Regions from separate parts of the Homo sapiens genome. Here region 1 is linked to region 2. The links are chromatin loops, found by intact Hi-C in ENCODE. Cell type or tissue: ascending aorta. All regions are shown on one strand. Each heading gives the region's core, and the rest is flanking DNA. Links, peaks and the distances in the headings are about the cores only. Region 1 overlaps ANKS1B (ankyrin repeat and sterile alpha motif domain containing 1B). Region 2 overlaps ANKS1B (ankyrin repeat and sterile alpha motif domain containing 1B).

What was found. Hi-C counts contacts between places; a loop is a spot of excess contacts. Peaks named below come from ENCODE experiments on the same cell type or tissue, not always from the same donor. Only the 100,000 strongest peaks of a DNase experiment are listed, where the experiment ranks them.
Region 1: a loop joins it to region 2, with 4 times the contacts of the local background. A loop is called at or near these places in 16 of 110 quality-filtered maps.

Annotation. Positions count from the first base shown.
Region 1 is chr12:99,387,364-99,396,702 of GRCh38, forward strand. The region is part of intron 12 of ANKS1B (ankyrin repeat and sterile alpha motif domain containing 1B); the gene reads right to left. Among named protein-coding and RNA genes, the nearest start is that of GARIN6, 260 kb to the right of the region's middle. In ascending aorta, for the core only: a CTCF peak has its summit at 3,433 (motif pointing right); no DNase peak of the experiment used is centred there; H3K27ac peaks cover 1,261 bases.
Region 2 is chr12:99,761,957-99,771,526 of GRCh38, forward strand. All of the region lies in intron 8 of ANKS1B (ankyrin repeat and sterile alpha motif domain containing 1B), which reads right to left. Among named protein-coding and RNA genes, the nearest start is that of GARIN6, 120 kb to the left of the region's middle. In ascending aorta, for the core only: a CTCF peak has its summit at 6,063 (motif pointing left); no DNase peak of the experiment used is centred there; H3K4me3 peaks cover 446 bases; H3K27ac peaks cover 2,602 bases.

The DNA.
Region 1 (9,339 bases), core at 1-8,000, 380 kb before region 2:
TCCCAGCACTTTGGGAGGCCGAGGTGGGTGGATCACAAGGTCAGGAGATGGAGACCATCCTGGCCAACATGGTGAAAGCCCATCTTTACTAAAATACAAAAAATTAGCCAAGTGTGGTGGTGCGTGCCTGTAGTCCCAGCTACTCGGGAGGCTGAGGCAGGGTTGTTGCTTGAACCCCGGAGGCGGAGATTGCGGCCACTCCGGCCTGGGCGACAGAGTGAGACTCTGTCTCAAAAAAAAAAGAAGAAGAAGAAGAAGAAGCCCAAGGGAGCTCCTTTGCCCTGTCCACTGTGTGAGAACACAGAGAAAATGCTCCGTCTATGAACCAGAAAGTGGGCTCTCACCAGAACCAAATCTGCTGGTGCCTCGGTGTGGCCTCCCCAGCTTCTGGAACTCAGGAAAGTTAATTTCTGTGGTTTGTAAGTTACCCAGTTTACGGTATTTTGTTATAACAGCCCGAATGAACTAAAAGAGTTGTCTTTAGCCACAGTTCATGTAAGAATTGTAATTTACCAAGTAGATTAGATGCCAAGGCATTCCAAGATGATGAAAAAGTACTTAAAACAAGGAGCCATGAACTCTAAGAACAACATACTTAGAAGTCCATGATATATTTGGATAGAGGTGAACAGGAAGTTATATCCAAATTATCAAGGACTGTGTTGAGCATGCTAAGACATTTGGATATTCTTATATAAAAGTTATTAAGCAGGGACAAAGCATAAGATGTTCTTAAACAGCGGAATGGCATGATCAGATATCCTTTTTAAAAAAATAAAAATAAAAAAAGAACTCTGTTAGCTTTAAGAGACTGTCAAGTCCTGGAGGTGGGAAGCCTAAATGAGAGACATCAATAGTTTATTTAGGTCTGGATGATCCCTAATATAGTCTCCCACCCTCTGTCTTATGTCTTAAGATTTCATTATCAGAGCTTTAGCTTTATAATTTAGTACCTATTAAAGTAAAAATTGGTATTTTGGGAATGATAGGATAGAAAATTGCATAAGTGGTTAAGTTGAGCTTGGGGATGTGGGGCAAAGGTGACAGTTTTAAAATCCTTCCCTCTTTATTGTGTAATCTCAAAAAGATCAAGGGACTGGTATTGATGGGAGAGGCACCTTGAGGCCAGAGCAGATGGAGAGAGGGACAGACACTCTCTTTCCAAAATCAGAGGAGCATGGGATATGTTTGTTTTCTGCCTCTCCATAATATGGCACAACGAACTTAGTGGCTTACAAGAGCATGCATTTATTATCTCACAGTTTACAAGAGTCAGGAGTCTGGGTGGCTTAACTGGGCCCTCTGCTCAGGGTCTCATTTAGATATTGGCCAGGGCTCCAGCTCTCATCTGAGGGCCAGGGTCCTTTTCTAAGCTCACAGACTGTTGGCCCAATTTGCTTCCTTGCAGCTGCAGAGCTCATGTGGTTTATTCTCCAAAGCTAGCAACAAAGAGAGAGAAATTCAGCTGCATCAAGTTGCTAACTTCTATGCCCGAAATTTAAGGAATCAGCTTATTATCAGTTCATCTCTCTTTTGATTAACTTAAAACCAGTGATTGGAGACCTTAATTACATCTGCACAATCCATTCACCTTTGCCCTAAAACATCTGGGAGTTATATCCTATCACCTTTGCCATTGGCTAGTAGCAAGTTATGGGCCTCACACACACTCAAAAGAAGGACCTCACACAAAGGCCTGGAGACAGGGAGCAGGATCACAGCCTTCTTAGAATCCTGCCAATGACAGATTTGAAGAGTTGAGGTCACTAGAGTCTAGGAGAGGCAAGGAACAATCAGTCTATCCAGTAGGTAGAAGTAACTGGGGAGAATGTCTGGAACAAGTTCTGTTACAGGCTGGCTCACTGTGGCATGACACCTAAAAGTGAAGCCTGCGTTTGAAGGGCCTGGCCCCAGGTAAACACATGAGGCACCCACCCAACATAGACAAGTGCAGAGAGCAAGAGGGGAAGATGTTCTCCCCAAAGAAGACTGTACAGATAGAAGATCTGAATAGAGAAAAAGGACTTGTAGTTTGAAAACTGTTTTCAACTAGGGGGAAGGAGGGGATTTTCTCCATAGCACCAACCTGGGAATACCAAAAGACTCTTTTCCTCCTTTTGTTTTAATTTTTCAATTACCGTAAGCTTTTCTCTCACAGCTTTATTTTTAACTTTAATGATCACACATATATCACACAAATATAACTAATACGCAGGGAGATTTTTCAAGAGATATAAACATCCTGGTTGAGAAAGTCAGGAGAGAAAAACTACTAAGTAAACTAAAAATGACAAGATAATTAGAGAGAAGATATATACAGCAATAAATTTGAATTTCAAAGAAAATTTCAGGTAACAAATCTGTTATATTTTCACGTGCATTAATAGAAGTTAAAGCAAGAGAAAATTGAGTTAATAAAAAATTGATTTAAAAAAAAACAGATTTTCAACACAAAATCTCTCTGAAACTACTGCGCCCTTGCCTCTGCTGTAATTTTGGAAGGATTAGCGCTTGTAGGACTCTGGCTGTCCCCAGCAGTGACACACCTTCCCACCCCAGGATACATAAAACTGGGGCACAGAGCAGATGGAATTTTCAGCTCTGCTCATCAGCAGGTTGACCTGCTTGTTCCAAGCAATTTTGTGAATTTAAGACTCTGGTGCCTGGCTGGACTCATAGCACCCGGGTGCTCTGCAATTTGTACAGAATTCTAAAATTTCAGGCTCTGCTTGTTGCCTAGATCTTTAGTAATAACAGCAATAAAAAAGTAATAATACCCACATGTATTAAGCATTTATGAAGCTACATTAATTAAGCATATGTTGTGTTTATGTAGTTTGCAGTTAATGGCACTGGCTTAATGTAATAGGGATAGTATTTTTTAAAGAAGAACTTGATATATTTCCATCTTCAAATTGTGTTTCACTGGAAACTGCTCCTCTTCCAGGGCTGGACAGGGTACCTAATGCCCTCACGGAAGAAAAGGTGGGTTAGCAAGTCAATAGACTTAAAAATCAGAGTCCTGCTTTAGACCAATCAGAATGACGTATGAAGATCTATTGTATAGACAAATGAGAAGCCCATCCCAGAAGAGAAAGGACATACCAGCTTCTGGAGAATTTCAAAACGGAAAAGGCTGAATGAGATGGGGAGGATAGGGAAATAGTTCTACATTTGTGTCTGGAACTTTCCTTTCTGGGCACTGGCCTCGAGAGAATGTAGCATAATAAATAGGTATTGGGCAAACATAAGAAAAGAGAGCTCTGGGTTCCCAATCCCATCTAGATTCTGGGCAGGGCCACATCCCATTAAACTTGATAGTTCCCTGTGGTAAGGACTAGCAAGATTTTGGGGATAAATCTTTCTGAGTCCCACTGATATTCCTAAATTACGAATGAGACCCAGAGGTACCTGGAGCCTCCAGAAGGGGGCCTCAGCAGGCAGCTGGTCTGAAAGCCAACTGGACTGCCCTGGGGCCAGCTTGGCAAGGGGAGAGGTGACCGCTGCAGAGGCTAGGAAAGACAGATGGCCGACCTGGCAGAGACTCAGAGGGACCACTTTGCCAGTGCGAGGCGAGCTGAGGTGACCAGCCAGAAAGAGCTCCAGGCTCTGGCCAGAATGGTCTTGACCTAAATATGCCACCTGCAGGCCACAGGTATACTGGAAGGGATGCCCACTCCCTATTATCCCTTTTCCTGTGTGTCTCTCCGGCCCCATGTACCAGCCATTCATTCGTTAGGAGTTTGAACAAAAAGCTAATTCAAACTTTCTCCATCCTCCTCAAATATCTCATCTTTGCCCTCTTTTGTTACTCTCCAAAGACAGCCTTGCTCTTGGTTCACAGAGAAAATAAGAGCCACCGGACAGTAAAATGCAAATCAGATCATCTCTCTTCGTTTAAAACACCTATCAATGACTTCTCATTGCTCTTAGGATAAATACCAAAATCCTGAAGGTAGCTACAAGGGTTTGATTGGGCTTTTACTCGCTTTGCAGCTTCAACTGCTGTCATTTCTCTCCTTTCTCTCTGACCTGCAGTTTCATGTTAATTTCTACCACAGGGATTTTTTTAAATATGCTATTCCTTCTTTAAAGAATAATCTTCCTTCCCCACCTTGGCCTACTTAATTCTTCTTTGTCTTTCAGAGCCCCACTCATTGTTGGCATGAGATCAGTCACCCCCTTGAGATACTCTCACAGCACTTTCTCATGGCACACCCTGAGTAAACATATTTATTTAATATTGCTTAGGTAAGCCAATAGTATTATATCAACTAATTTCATTTGGAGTAGCAAGTCCCATGCACTAGCTAACTAACATCACCCCATTATCTAACTATATATTTTCATAATTTTAAGTGCTGAAAAGCAATCAACTTTTCTTCATCAAGCATCTCGTAACCTGTACCTTGCCTTCTACCTGATGTGCAATTTGTCACAAAGGCACTGGGTGAAAGTCATCATGTGACACCACAGGAAAACAGGAAAAAGTACAGGAGACACATTTCATGATTTATCAAGAAGTGACAAGAATATAATTTACCATTACATCTATATGCAGCATTTGATATAAAAATACTTGCCTCTAGGGTACCTAAAATCCTGGTCTATTGAAAGTACTGAACTTACCAACCAATAACTCAGCTAATATATTTAATGTATATATTTTTAGGAAAACAGGTCCCAAAGATGTAATCTCGCATCATCCTCTCTAACCCTTTACTTTCTCCATATCAGCTTGCCCCGAATCTTAGCTTGGAGTTGAGAGGTCATCTCAGCAGCCTGTTCCTGGCCTTCCTGTCGGCTGGAGGCCAAAGCCTCCCTCAGCTGCCTGTGTCCAGTGGCTGCTGTAATAATGATGTCTCAGCTTCAGGAGGTCTATTTCCAGGCCATGTGAGCTAATTAAAACACAGGCCTTCATTTGCCTTTCTGGCAATCCCTGATCAGTGTGAGAGGCCTATGCCACCCTCTCCATTCTAATTTTAGTTCTCCTCTAGTGTTTTCTCTCCTTTGCAGAAAAGCGTCCTATGCTGCTAAGCACTTACAGGCTTTTGTTTTTGTTATTTCTCCCACTTGGAAAGAAGCACTTTTCCACTTTACTCCTTTTGGGTTTTCTCCTCCCATCAGTTTTCTCCTGCAGGAGGTGATGGTTTGAAACTACTAGCAAAACTGAAGATAATTAGTTACCCAAGGTAGTTGACTTGCTTAGCAGGTGCCCTTGAGAAAGTGCTAATGCACAAAATTCTTCATGTGGAAACAACTTTTTGGACACAGCTTTCTATAAAGATAGAGAACACCTGTTATCACTGGCGATGCTCAGCTTCTTTTCCCCCAGCAATTCACAACACAACTATCCAGAGTTCAGAACTCATAAATTCACTCACAATAGGCTGAGATGCTATTTTTCGGTCTTTTAAAACGGATACTCTTTACTTCTGATAAGCATAAAATTATCACATGGCTTCCTCCCACCCTACCCTCCCTCACTGAAAAAAAATCATTATCTCAACTATCTACTCTACATATCTACTTGAATATCCAACAGATTTTCAAATTAAAATGTTCAAAACTGAGATTTCCCCATCTCCACTAATATCAGCTCCATCTTTCCAAAGGTCAAAACACCAAATATCTTTGAATTACAACTTTGGTCCCTTTTATTTTCTTATATCCTACCTCCAATTCATCCAAATATATATGTAGATAGATTGATAGATCAATCGATAGACAGATGATAGATAGATAGATAGATAGATAGATAGATAGACAGATAGATCTACCTTTAACATAGATCCAGAATTCTACCACTCCTCACCACCTCTATTTAAAAAAAACTGTTACCCGAGGAAAGAAGAACACACTGGCAACCATTAAGGGGACCCAAGAGATTGAAATATCTTAGCAGATGGGTTCTCAGGTCATTCAAAGGTTTCACATGAGAATGAGACACATAGTGGCCATGTGCAGAGAGAGCCCCTTAGGGAAGTGGCCTTGAATGAAACACCTCTCTTAGGGAGACTTTGGCAGCCAGGGAATGACATGAGGAGCCTTGGCACCTCAAGGAAGAGTGGGACAAAGTATAGAAGAAGTGAACTCAGATAAAGGTGATCTATATTACAATGTGTTAAACAAATGGAAAGATTAAATATTATGAACGCAGTGAATGTTATGTCTTTAGAAGTATCAAACATTTCTTCCAGGAAATTGTTGTACTGATTTAATTGCAGTATTTAAGAATATGTTGATGGAGGAGAGGCTAACTCAGCTGCTCAGTCCCATGGTCTTAAGACAATTGCTGATAATTATAATCATTCCTAGTTCCTTGTGCATCCCATTCTTTGAATCCAACAATTATTCCAACCCTCTTCTTTAATACCTTGACTCCAGCAATACTTTGACCCCACTGGAATCTCCAGTCCTAAGATCTTATTGATTTTTCAGTGTTAATTATCTCCTTGTTCTCTTTCACTTCCCTCTTCATCTTGAAGTCTATGGTTAAATATTACACTCCCTTGCATTTATATTTCCTTGCTCTTCAATCACTTCAATATACCAATTTAGCAAAACCACAACCTATGTAAAATTCAACTCTCCAAATACTCTGCACCTGCATCCTCCAGCTGACATAGGCTGGAGAAAAACACAGAACCACATTGGATAGTCTAATTCTAAATGCATGAACACAGACTTTAAATAGGCCTTTAATGCTGCCAGGTGATCACATCATATACCTCCTTTGTCCACTCACTGTTTCTTCTAAACAACTATTTCACACTGTTCTCTCTTTCCTCAAACTCTACATTTCCTTCTCTGTCTTTGGTTTCAATTGAAGCTGCTGCTCTCTACTTTGTAGAAAAACTGAAAACTATCAGAACAGATCTTCCCCAGATTCCCACCACATGGATCTCCTGCCAGTATTTGCACCCACAACCAAAACATCTGTTCATGCTCCTGTCCAAAACCAGTCTCTCCACTTGGTTAATAATAGAATTCATCATCCCCTCTTTCTCCTCCATCGTAACTTAAAAATTCCCCTGTGAAGAAATTCCTTCAAGGGTAGTCTATCATTACTCTAAGTCCTCTCCTCCCTTTCTCCCTTAAAACCACCACATGAGGCTCTATCATTTCCAACCAAATTGCTCTTGTCAAGGTCAGCAGTGACCCCCCCACCCCCAATATTGTTAAATCCATGAACCTATTCTAACTTAGTCCTCATCCTACTTAACTTATCAGCTATATTTGACAGAGTTGATCCCTCTTTCCTTCTTAATAACTTTCTTCACCTGACTTCAGAACAAGACACTCACCAAAAGATTTCCTTCTATCTCACAGGTTGCTCCTTATCAGCTTCCCTTGCTGGTGCTGCCTTTCATTCCATCCTTCCTCAAGCTCAGTTATTGGTCTTCTTCCTCTACACACGCTGCATATCATCTGTATAATGACGACGTTCACATCTATACCTGCAGACTGGACCTTCTGCTGCCTACTTGACACATCTATTCAGATATTCAGTAGGCATCTCAAAATTAACTCCTGGTATTTCTCACTGTTTACCAAACCTTCTCTTCCCCAAATCTCTTGTGTGTCAAACGATAGGAAATTCATTCTTACAGTTGTTAAGGAGAAAGGTCTTGGAGTCATCCTTAATTCTTCTCATTTTCTCATATACCATGTCCACTCCACCATGAAATTCCATTGGATCTGCCTTAAAAATATGTCCAACATCTCTCCATTTCTCTCTAACTCTGCTGATTCACCTGTGATCTTAGCTGCTTTCCCTCTCTTACTGCAATGCTACAATTGCCTTCTAACTGGCTTTCCTGCATCCACCCTTGTTCCCTCTCCCCATCCATGATCGACATTATAGCCAGATTAATCCTCATAAAATAGAAGTTAGATCATGTGACTTTTCTTCTGAAAGAACTGAATAGGCTCTAAGAAAAATCACTCTGGGTTAAAGCCAAAGTCCTGAAATGGCTTATTAGGGCCTTACATAATCTATCCCTCACCCTCTCTTCTTACCTACAAATATTCTACATTTCAAGGAAGAGCATCCACCTTTCACTCATCAGCTTAAGCTAGAAACTTTAGAGCCCTCCTTGAAATATTTCCCCTCATCTTTGCACATCCAATTACCATGACCTGTTAATTACTCTTTCCTTGTATCTCTTAAACCAATTTACATTTTCCCTTTGCTATGAAACTATTTCTCCCCTTCTCCAATGTCATTTCATCTCAAATCTACTACATATTAATACTAGAGTGAACTTTCTAGTTAAATGTGAACCTATTTATATCATTCCCCAGACTGTATAACACCAAAGCTTTTTAATTCTAACAACCTTTTTTGATGATTCACAAGTTGAAGCTTTAATCACAATTCAAGCTACTTTTTAAATGGCCCTCTGTTATAATAAATTCATTGGTTCACTTAAAAGTGTTTTGCAGCATACGATTTATTTTTGAAGATGTATTAGTCTTTGTTCTGTTAAATGCCATTTTGGTCAAGATTAATTTTTTGTGTATGCAATCATTTATAAAATGAAATGTAGATTAATCAGTAAATTTAAATTATACTTCTAAGTCAAGAAAAGGTCAGCTATCTCGGCATAAGCTTGGTCAGCTACCTTGGCATACCTTGTACAGACTTACAACAGGCCCCCCTATCTTAAAGCTACTACAGATTTCAAATAATAGTATTAAAAACAAAAATAATATTAAGCAATAACTGTGATAATATTAAAGAATAATATTAGTTGCCAAGGTTTACAAAATGTATTAACATAAACTCATTTATTACTACAAATACCTAAAGAGTAGATATTATTTCCACTTTCAGAGGAGCAAATTAAATGTCAGAAAAGTTAAAGGTTTTGATGGAAAATATCTAGCAAATCAGTGATGGAACTGACTCTTCAACTCATTCTCTTTATATACCCAGTGGCAATGTCTGTAAAGCATAACAAATTAAATATGTGTAAGCTAATAAAATGCTACTTTTGCAAGTACAAATGCCTTCCTTACAAGTTTTCCTTTTTAATGTAAAGCAAAGCAAATTGTGCTTTCACATTATTACTAAATATCAGTCTATCCTAAAATTGTTTATGTAATGTGGAGGTGATATATTATCTTAGAAAACCACTGTAACATGGTATTGGAAACCATTTCAACTGTTAAAAGGTTAGATTTCAGTTCTGTTTAAAGGTCAGACCTGAAAATATCCTGATGATTACAATTTCTCCACACATTTTGGATGATGCCACTGAACTCCTGGCAGCAGCAAAATGTGTTTGTTCTGATCCTCTGCTTCTGGTGGTCAGTTTCAGAGTGGAGAAAAGG
Region 2 (9,570 bases), core at 1,070-9,069:
AAAACGAAATACCAAGGAATACAGCTAACCAGGGAGGTGAAAGATCTCTACAATGAGAACTACAAAACCCACTGTTCAAAGAAATCAGAGATGATACAAAGAAATGGAAAAACATGCCATGTTCATGGGCTGGAAGAATCAATATCAATAAAATGTCCACACTACCCAAAGCAATCTACAGATTGAATGTATTCTTATTAAAGTACCAATATCATTTTTCACACAATTAGAAAAAAACTATTCTAAAATTCACATGGAATCAAAAACAAGCTCGAATAGCCAAAGTAATCCTAAAAGAATGAAGCCAGAGGCATCACATTTCCCAACTTCCAACTATACTATACAGCTACAATAACAAATACTTCATGGTACTGGTACAAAAACAGAAACATAGAACAAAGGAACAGAATAGAGAACTCAGAAATAAAGCCACACAACTACAACCATCTAATCTTCCACAAAAATAAACAATGGGGAAAGGACAAGCTATTCAATAAATAGTGCTGGGATACCTGGCTAGCCATACGCAGAATGAAACTGGACCCTTACCTTTCATCATACACAACAATTAAGAAAAGATAGATTAAAGATTTAGATGTAAGACCTCAAACTCTAAGAATCTTAGAATGAAACCTAGAAAACACCATTCTGGACATAGGTCTGGGCAAAGATTTCATGATAAAGACTTCAAGAGCAATTGCAACAAAAACAAAAATTGACTTAAAACCTTCTGCACAGAAAAAGAAACTATAAACACAGTAAACAGACAACTTACAGAATGGTAGAAAATATTCACAATCCATGCATCTGACAAAGGTCTAATATCCAGAATCTATAAGGAACTTAAAAAGTCAACAAGCAAAAAACAACCCCATTAAAAAATGGGTAAAGGACATGAAAAGAAGATATACATGCAGTTAATAAGTATGTGAAAAAAATCCTCAACATTACTAATCATTAGAGAAGTGCAAATCAAAACCATTGAATGCAATCTCACACCTGTCACAATGACTATTATTAAAAAGTTAAAAAAAAAACAGATGTTGGTGAGGTTGTGTAGAAAAGGGATCGCTTAAACACTATTTGTGGGAATGTCAGTTAATTCAGCTACTATAGAAATAGTTTGGAGACTTCTCAATGAACTTAAAACAGAACTACCATTTGACCCAGCAATCCCATTACTGGGTGTATGACCACAGGAACACAAATCATTCTACCATTAAGACACATCCACGTATGCTCATTGCAGCACTTTTCACAACAGCAAAGACATGGAATCAATCTAGATATCCATCAACGGTGGACTAGATAAAGAAAACGTGGCACATATACACCATGGGATACTATGCAGCCATAAAAAAGAATAAAACTGTGTCCTTTGCAGCAACATGGATGCAGGTGGAGGCCATTATCCTAAGCAAATTAACACAGGAACAGATAACCAAATACCACTTGTTCTTACTCGTAAGTGTGAGTTAAACACTGAATACACATGGAAACACACATGGACACAAAGAGGGGAACTACAGACAATGGGGCTTACTTGCGGGTGTAGCACGGGAGGAGAGTAAGGATCAAAAAGCTACATATTGGGTACTATGCTCATTACCTGGGAGAATAAATCATTTGTACACCAAATCCCAGTGACACACAGTTTACCCATGTAACAAACCTGCATATGTACCTCACTGAACCTAAAATAAAAGCTGGAAAAAAAAAAACAAAATAGCCCCATCTCAATAATACAGAAAGAATAACAAGGATTAATTCAAAAATGTTTATCACATAAATATTTAGGAATTCAAAAATTAATAATGTAATCAGACATATTTCCTATATTCATATACTATATACTTCCTTCGTATATGTTATCAGGAATTAAACATGGTATTTGTAATACAGGATATCCTTCTCATCAGTGAGAGTGATGTACTATTACCTAAGAAAAATATAATTTGACTTAAGATCCTAGCGATATATTGTGAAGTCAATAATATAGTTTACAGGGGTATTTTATTTCATCCTCAAAGAAACTGGCGAGGTATTCATTATTTGAAAAATCACCCAACAGGGGAAGTTCTTCTCAGATCATAAATATTCCATGTTAGAATTTTTCTCATATGCCTACACCGAAATACAGGTTATCAAACAGATGTTTTTATGCCCATGACCTGTTCTATCAATTCAATAAATGTTTGCTAAGCATGTGAGTGAGGAACTATGCTAAGGACAAATACATGCACACACACAGATTAATATTTTCCCTGTCTTCAAGGAGCTTATAGGCAAAGTCAAAAAAGATGATTCATGCATAATTAATACAAAGCAGCATAATGATGCAAATAGTTAGATCTAAATAGAAGGATCAAAAATAGTTTTCAATAAGTAGAGATGGTAGGGATAATATATATAGACAAAACATGAACGTGGACAATAAGAAAGACAGACGTGTTTGAGAGTAATCCATTTTATTTATTTATTTAGAGACAGAGTTTCACTCTTGTCATCCAGGCTGGAGTGCAGTGGAGCTATCTTGGCTCACTGCAACCTCCACCTCCCGGGTTCAAGTGATTCTCCTGCCTCAGCCTCCTGAGTAGCTGGGATGACAGGTGCACACCACCAGGCCCAGCTAGTTTTTGTATTTTTAGTAAAGATGGAGTTTCACCATGTTGGCCAGGCTGGTCTCTAACTCCCGACCTCAGGTGATCCTCCAGTCTCAGCCTCCCAAAGTGCTGAGATTACAGGCATGCACCACCGTGCCTGGCCAAGAATAATCCATTTTACTAAAATATATTTATCTAAGACATTACTAGCAGATAAAGCTGGAAAAATATGATGAAGCTAGAAATGAAGGGTCTTGAATGCCTGAGTTAAACGTTTCTATTTAACATTTGCAGTGAGGACCAGGGCTAGTTTTGAGTAGGAAAATGACATGACCAGAATGGCACTTAAGGCATACTGACTTGGCAGCATTGCTCAGAATAAATATGAGCAGATGAAGAGGAGAGACTAGAAGTGGGTGGACAGGGTAGGAGGCTCTTGAAATAACTCAGGTGAGGGGAAATGATGGTCTGAACCCACAAACTGGCAGGAATGATGAAAAGGTGAGAGGTCAATCTGGAAGACAGTAATGAAAGACAGAATGATCTACTTGTAAGACATTGGACATACATTCAGATCCAAGATTTACCTTTTGGGCAACTGACTTTACTCCTGATTCCCACGTTGAGGATAATAAAACCTACCTCATGGGATTGTTGTCAGGAATAAAGGAGATAATGATTTTTAACATGTTTACACAATGCCTAGCATGTAGTGAAAATTTAGTACTTAATAAATGCTAGCTTCTAGTGTTACAATTATTTTGAGATATTATAGTTTGGTCACTGTTTACTGATTTTTTTAGTAGCTACATCTCACTGCTGGTTCACGTAGCAGTTGTAGTCATCTATATACCCTAAAACTTTTGTGTGAACTACTCTCTGACATTAAATCTCCCCCACCTTGTATTTATACCATTGATTTTTAAGGAATCTAAATATAAGATTTTATACTAACTCCCACTGAATTCTATGTTTTTACCTTGAGCCAAGATTTCAGCCTATTGAGATAATTTTTCATATAAGTTCAATTATTTGTCATATTTGCTATTCCTCCCTAACTTCTACAAAGCTGATTAGAATACATATGGCTTTTTCCAAGTAAAATATTGACTCAGACCAATCCAAGAACAAAATATTTCACTTTCACTAGAGAAATCCCCTCTACGTTGACATTTTGTGACTATTTAGAACGTCTGGACAAAATTGGACAAAGTCTGTGAAACATAAAAATCAAGATCTCTTCAGCAACATAAAAGAGAACAAAATAGCTCTTTTCTATGGCTGACAGAAAGCCAGAGTAAAATTTTTTTAACCGATGCAGAAACTAAGGCTTGGAAATATCAAGCAACTTCCAAAGGTCACCCTGCTAGTAAATTGCAGAACAGAGTTGTACAACCAAATCTGTAGGACTCACAATCTCATGCTCTTAACTGCTAGACTAAGTTATCTCCCTAAGAAAGATGGTTGAGATTCCCATCATGATTGCTGGGAAAAACCTCCACTTTGGTCTCTGGAATTCATCTCCAAATAATTAAATGCATTTTGCAATGATAATGGTTCATTTGCAAGAACATATACACTTTTATATGCAGTCTTTGCCTTTTTATGCATTTATTCAGTCAATGAACTTTCACTGAGAGACCACTACATTCAAGGCACCGTGTGAGGCAGGATGTGACTACAGAGATCAATCTAATAATGAACCTACTGTCAAAGGGGTATATAAGAAGTAATGCAAAACATATACACCTACAAGGCAAGGCAGAAAGAGATGTATCAAGAATGGTAAAAAGCAAGTGTGCTAGAAGTTCAGAAAAATGACTCTTTTATTCTACTAGCCATTTTCTCAAGGACTTCCTAGATTCCCTAAGGTTACAAAAAGTTCTTCCTGAGGTGAGGGTAGGAACAAAAACTTACCCTTCTGATTCTGGATTTTTCCATTAATGTACCTACAGTACATACGTGTGGTTAATGGTATTGTTTTCAATATATAAATGCAGGTCAACATGATCCTAGTTCTACATTCCCTAATTCTTGCAAAACCTGTTAGGAGATTTCCAACCTTAGTTGAATCACCTTGAGTCACCACATCCAAAAGGTCTGTTCAACTACATAAGAAATAGATTGTTCAGGTTAGAATGTTCTTTTGAACATTGTATACCACTGCTTAAGATTTAGCACCACTATAAAAAATTATACATGCTAAAGAATCAGTTATGTTCCTATAATAAGCCTCTATTTACATTTCAAAAAATTTGCCTCCCAAGATTCTCTAAATCTGATGGAAATTGGGTAAGATAGCCACGAAGCTCTCTCCAAATTCTGAAATTGATGCATTCCTGATAATAAGCTCTAGAAATTGGGTTAGAATGTGTTTGAAGGTAAACTTTGTTTCAGAAACACCATTTGGTTTTTAGGCAATCTAATCTGACTCTACTGATCTTTAAAACTTGATGAATTTTAGAACTAAATTAAGTATATTTTCCAAAAGTAGGGACCTCACTCCCAGAGAGTATTCTCAAGAATAGCTTGGCATTAAAAAAAACTGAAAATCCTTCAAGGTAAATCTTGAAATCTTAAAATACTAAAATAAAATACCTCACACTTCAGAAGGCTGACATGTAATTAAATATTTTGCATTGGAAAAGAAAGTAAAATAACAGAAAAGAGGCATAGTTGCTGAACAAAATTGCACAAAACCTGCCAATGCAACCCCTTTCAAACCAAAAGCTTTAGATGCTGCTTGTGTCAAGAGAAAAAAATACATAACACGTTTCATCCCTTAAGCTTCTTATTTACTTCTTAAAGACATACGCTGATGAGGTAATGTTCTATTACAAATGTTTAAAAAAAAAACAAAAAAACTTTTCCTGGTACCTGGATTCTGAAATCTGCTCTAATGATCTTTATCATCAAATTTCTCTATGGCATGCTGTGTTCACATTTAAGAATTGTATAGATTGTTTATACACATGGAGGAAAAAACATGAATATAAGGCTTGGGAAAACATAAAGAGAATAGAAAATTTTTTCAGATGATTTCACATTCTTTCGAAAACCTAAATTTCATGAGTTGGTAAAGAATGTTAGGATATTTATATTTCTTCAAAATTTACATTCTAGATTATATAATGTCCTAATTCAACTTAGAAAATGGTTTCAGATGCATATTATAAGAGTATATAAAACAGACTGACTTTTGAATTAAAATGTATGCAAGACAAAATGCAATTTTAACTTGAGCTAGCCTTTATATTACATGCAAAACCTCCAATTGAATACATTCAATCATAATAAGAATTTAATTTTTAACTTATATTAGTAAAAGTGTTCAAACTACCATATTATAGCTAATATTTTAATAGAAACAAAAATCTCCGATTCAAAAATAAAAGTTCTTACATAAGATGGCTGGTTTTGTATTTGAAATTACTGAATCAGAGTGCCCTCTATTGGAAGAAAAGAGACAACAAAAGCTAAACTGAACTAAGAATATAGGTAAAATACTTCCAAAACTCAAGCCACATCATTAATATGTAAAACACATTAATTAAAAATATGGATGCTACAAAACATATTTCCTTACATTTTTATTTCTCCAAAATAACTTTTGGAATTACTTGTCATATCACAATCAGCAAGTTGGATGTTTCATATCCTATGAAATTAAATTTTAACTGAACCCAAATGCTCATCATTTAACCAGTAATATAAATAACAGACATACAGAAATGTTTTCCACATTTAATAGTCCAATATAACATAGAAATGTTATAATTGAGGACTGTGGTTTGACTGCAGTTTGGATTTTCCTTGATGATAAACTGAAAGCCTCCTTGCTATGAACCTCATGTCGGTGTCCCCGCCAAGTTTATATGTTGAAATCCTAAACCCCAATGTGATGGTATTAAGGAGGGGGTGTTGGGAGGTCATCAGATGATAACCCCTTATGATGTGCTAGTGTTCATATAAGAAAACATCAGGAGGGCTGGGCGCAGTGGCTCACACCTGTAATCCCAGCACTTTGGGAAGCCGAGGCAGGCAGATCACAAGGTCGGGAGATCGAGACCATCGTGGCCAACATGGTGAAACCCCGTGTCTACTAAAATACAAAAAATTAGCCAGGTGTGGTGGCACGTGCCTGTAGTCCCAGCTACTCAGGAGGCTGAGGCAGGGGAATCGCTTGAACCCCGGAGGCGGAGGTTGCAGTGAGCCGAGATTGTACCACTGCACTCCAGCCTGCGACAGAGCACGACTCCGTCTCAGAAAAAAAAAAAAAAAAAAAAAAACACATCAGGAGAACCTGCTTTTTTCCCCTCTGTTCTTTGCCACATGAAGATACAACCAGAAGACAGCCCTCTGCAAACCAGGAAGCAGGCCTTCACCAGCTACCAGCTCTGCTGGTACCTTCATCTTGGGCTTCTCGGACTCCAGAACTGTGAGAAATAAATGCTTTTTTTTTTTTCCAAGCCACCCAATCTACGCTAATTTGTTATAGCACAGATAATCCCTAATTCAAGAGACTTTTAGAAGCTCTTACACTGGGGAATTGCAGAAGTAGGCTGGACATTAAGATTTACGAGATTTGTTCCATCTCAAAAAATTCTAGTTTTGTGGTGTTTTCAAGACCTCAGTTCTGACTCATCATCTCAGACCTGAATTACCTCAGAAAGATCTTGGCTGATTTTTGGCTCCCTAGACCAGTAGTATGGATGTTAGACCTGAGAAGCTTTTCCAAGAGCAATGCTCAGAGCTACCCAAAATTATTTTGATTTAGTTGGTCTGGACTGGTATCTGAGGGCATCAGTATTTATTTTTTAGAGCCTCTCTAGGTAAATCTAATATACAACTATGGCTGAGAACCATTGTTTGAGCCTCTCCCCAGATCAAGCAACATACAACTACCACTTTTATTTTCCAAAAATGTCACTTTCAGGAGAACTCTCCTACACAAGAATTTATTCTCAGGATCAATTTTAAACTTCTGGCTAGCCTCCCAATCTACTTAGCTGCCTTTGTTCTCTGACAATAGAGTTGAGTGGCAAGGGGTTATGGCTCCAGCTCCAGAATGTCTGTGTTCTTGGCTCTGTAATTACCGCATGAAACTGGGAAAGTCATAAAAGCTCCCTGTATGGAGAAATAATACTATCCTTTTCAAAGGGTTATTGTGAGGATTAAATCAGTTAATACAAGTAAAGTGTTCCATAAATTGAGGTATTATCATTACTTACCCAACTTTATTTCCTACTACTTTCCAAAACAAACTCTCATCATAAATCATTCTCAAATTATGCACTAATTCTCATCTCTGTGCTTTTGCACTTACTGTTTCTTCAGGCTGGAATCCTTTCTCAATCATTTGTCCCAACAAAAGTGAAAAGCACAGCTCCCCTTTCACCAGGACACAGCTTAGTCTCTCCCTACCTCCACAAAGACTTCAATGAGTATCTGTAAATATTCACTGGTCTCTCCCTTTTAAAAATTCCTTTGGCCACAAGGTAGCATACTATGAGAAATGTGGCTGAGAATTAAAAACACTGGCTCAGAGTTTGAATCCTCACTCTGCCACTTGGCAGCTAAGTCATTTTCTAAATCCATATTGTTAGGATTACTTAATAAGCGACTTAAATCACGTAAAGCATTAGAGTAGCAAATAGCAAAAACTGAGTAAGTGTCAGTTCTTATTTATTCAGTGTTTTATATGTTAGCCTTCAGTTATAGTCTACACACTGTGACTGAAGTCTCCTTAGGATAGGTGTTTTGAAACACTTGAAATCAAGAACCATATCTATTATAAATCCCACAACTCAAAACATGGTAAGAACCATCTGTATTAGGTGACCTATATTAGGTGACCTGTACTTGACTAAACTTTTTGCAACATGTAAGAGTATAATTGAAGCAATATTCTGGAAAAAAAACTTTTTTGATGAATAGAAACAAATATTCAACAAAACATGGAATGAATTCAAATAAAACAGGCTACAGAAAAGGGTCAAAGTAATTTGATTACTTTTTAAACATTCGCTAACAGGTTTCTATCAGATTCATCTTCTGAAAGGTCAGTTCCAATGATGTCTTTTATCTGCCCAAAATCCTTTAGATTTTTCTCATTTCTTAAAAAAAAAACCAAAATTCTTAGCCTGACATTCATAATTATCCATGACCTGACCTCAAACTACACTTCTACTCTCTCATCTTTCCCCTTTGTAAACTCTATTCTTCCAAATAAACAGAATTATTTGCTCTTACTCATATATACCATCTGCTTTTCTCCCTCCACATAATCTTTAATATTTTATAGGGAAATATTTTCAAAGAACACTATTGTAAAGGTTTGTCACAGGAACGAAGAGTGGTGTTAGAAAAGCATGAGTTCAGATTTCAAAACCTTAACGCTCAATTTATGAGCATTAATTTCTTTCTTGCCACTATCACAATACAGTCTTTGGCTTACAAAAAAAATTGAACATCTTTTCCCCAAACTATTATCACTCTCTCAAAGTCAAAAGCCTTTGCCGTAACTTCCTGAAAGATAGAAGCTTGAATCATGGTCTCCAAGCAGCACATACAGACCCCAGGGCATATAAGATATTCATTGGGTAAACGAAAAATAATTAGAGCTTCTGTTTTACACTTATTCTCTACCTTCCTCAATTTGAATTTCTTTTGTTGTGTATGTCTCATAATTTACATCAAATATTACTAGAAATGCAGTCTATATATATATAATTTACAAATAATCAGGGATATTTGCTCAAAATTTGTTTACTAATGGTACGTACAACAAAAAAGTTTGGAAACCCTGGTCTAAAAAATTAGGGCTTTCAGAATATCTGTGGTTTTACAAGTAGAAGGCCAGAAGCTGCCAGTTTACATAAATCTTTGAGGATGGATCTAAAAATATAAACACTATGTGTTGTTTATATAGCACAAATATGTTTTAAGTTCTAACTAACTTTCAAGG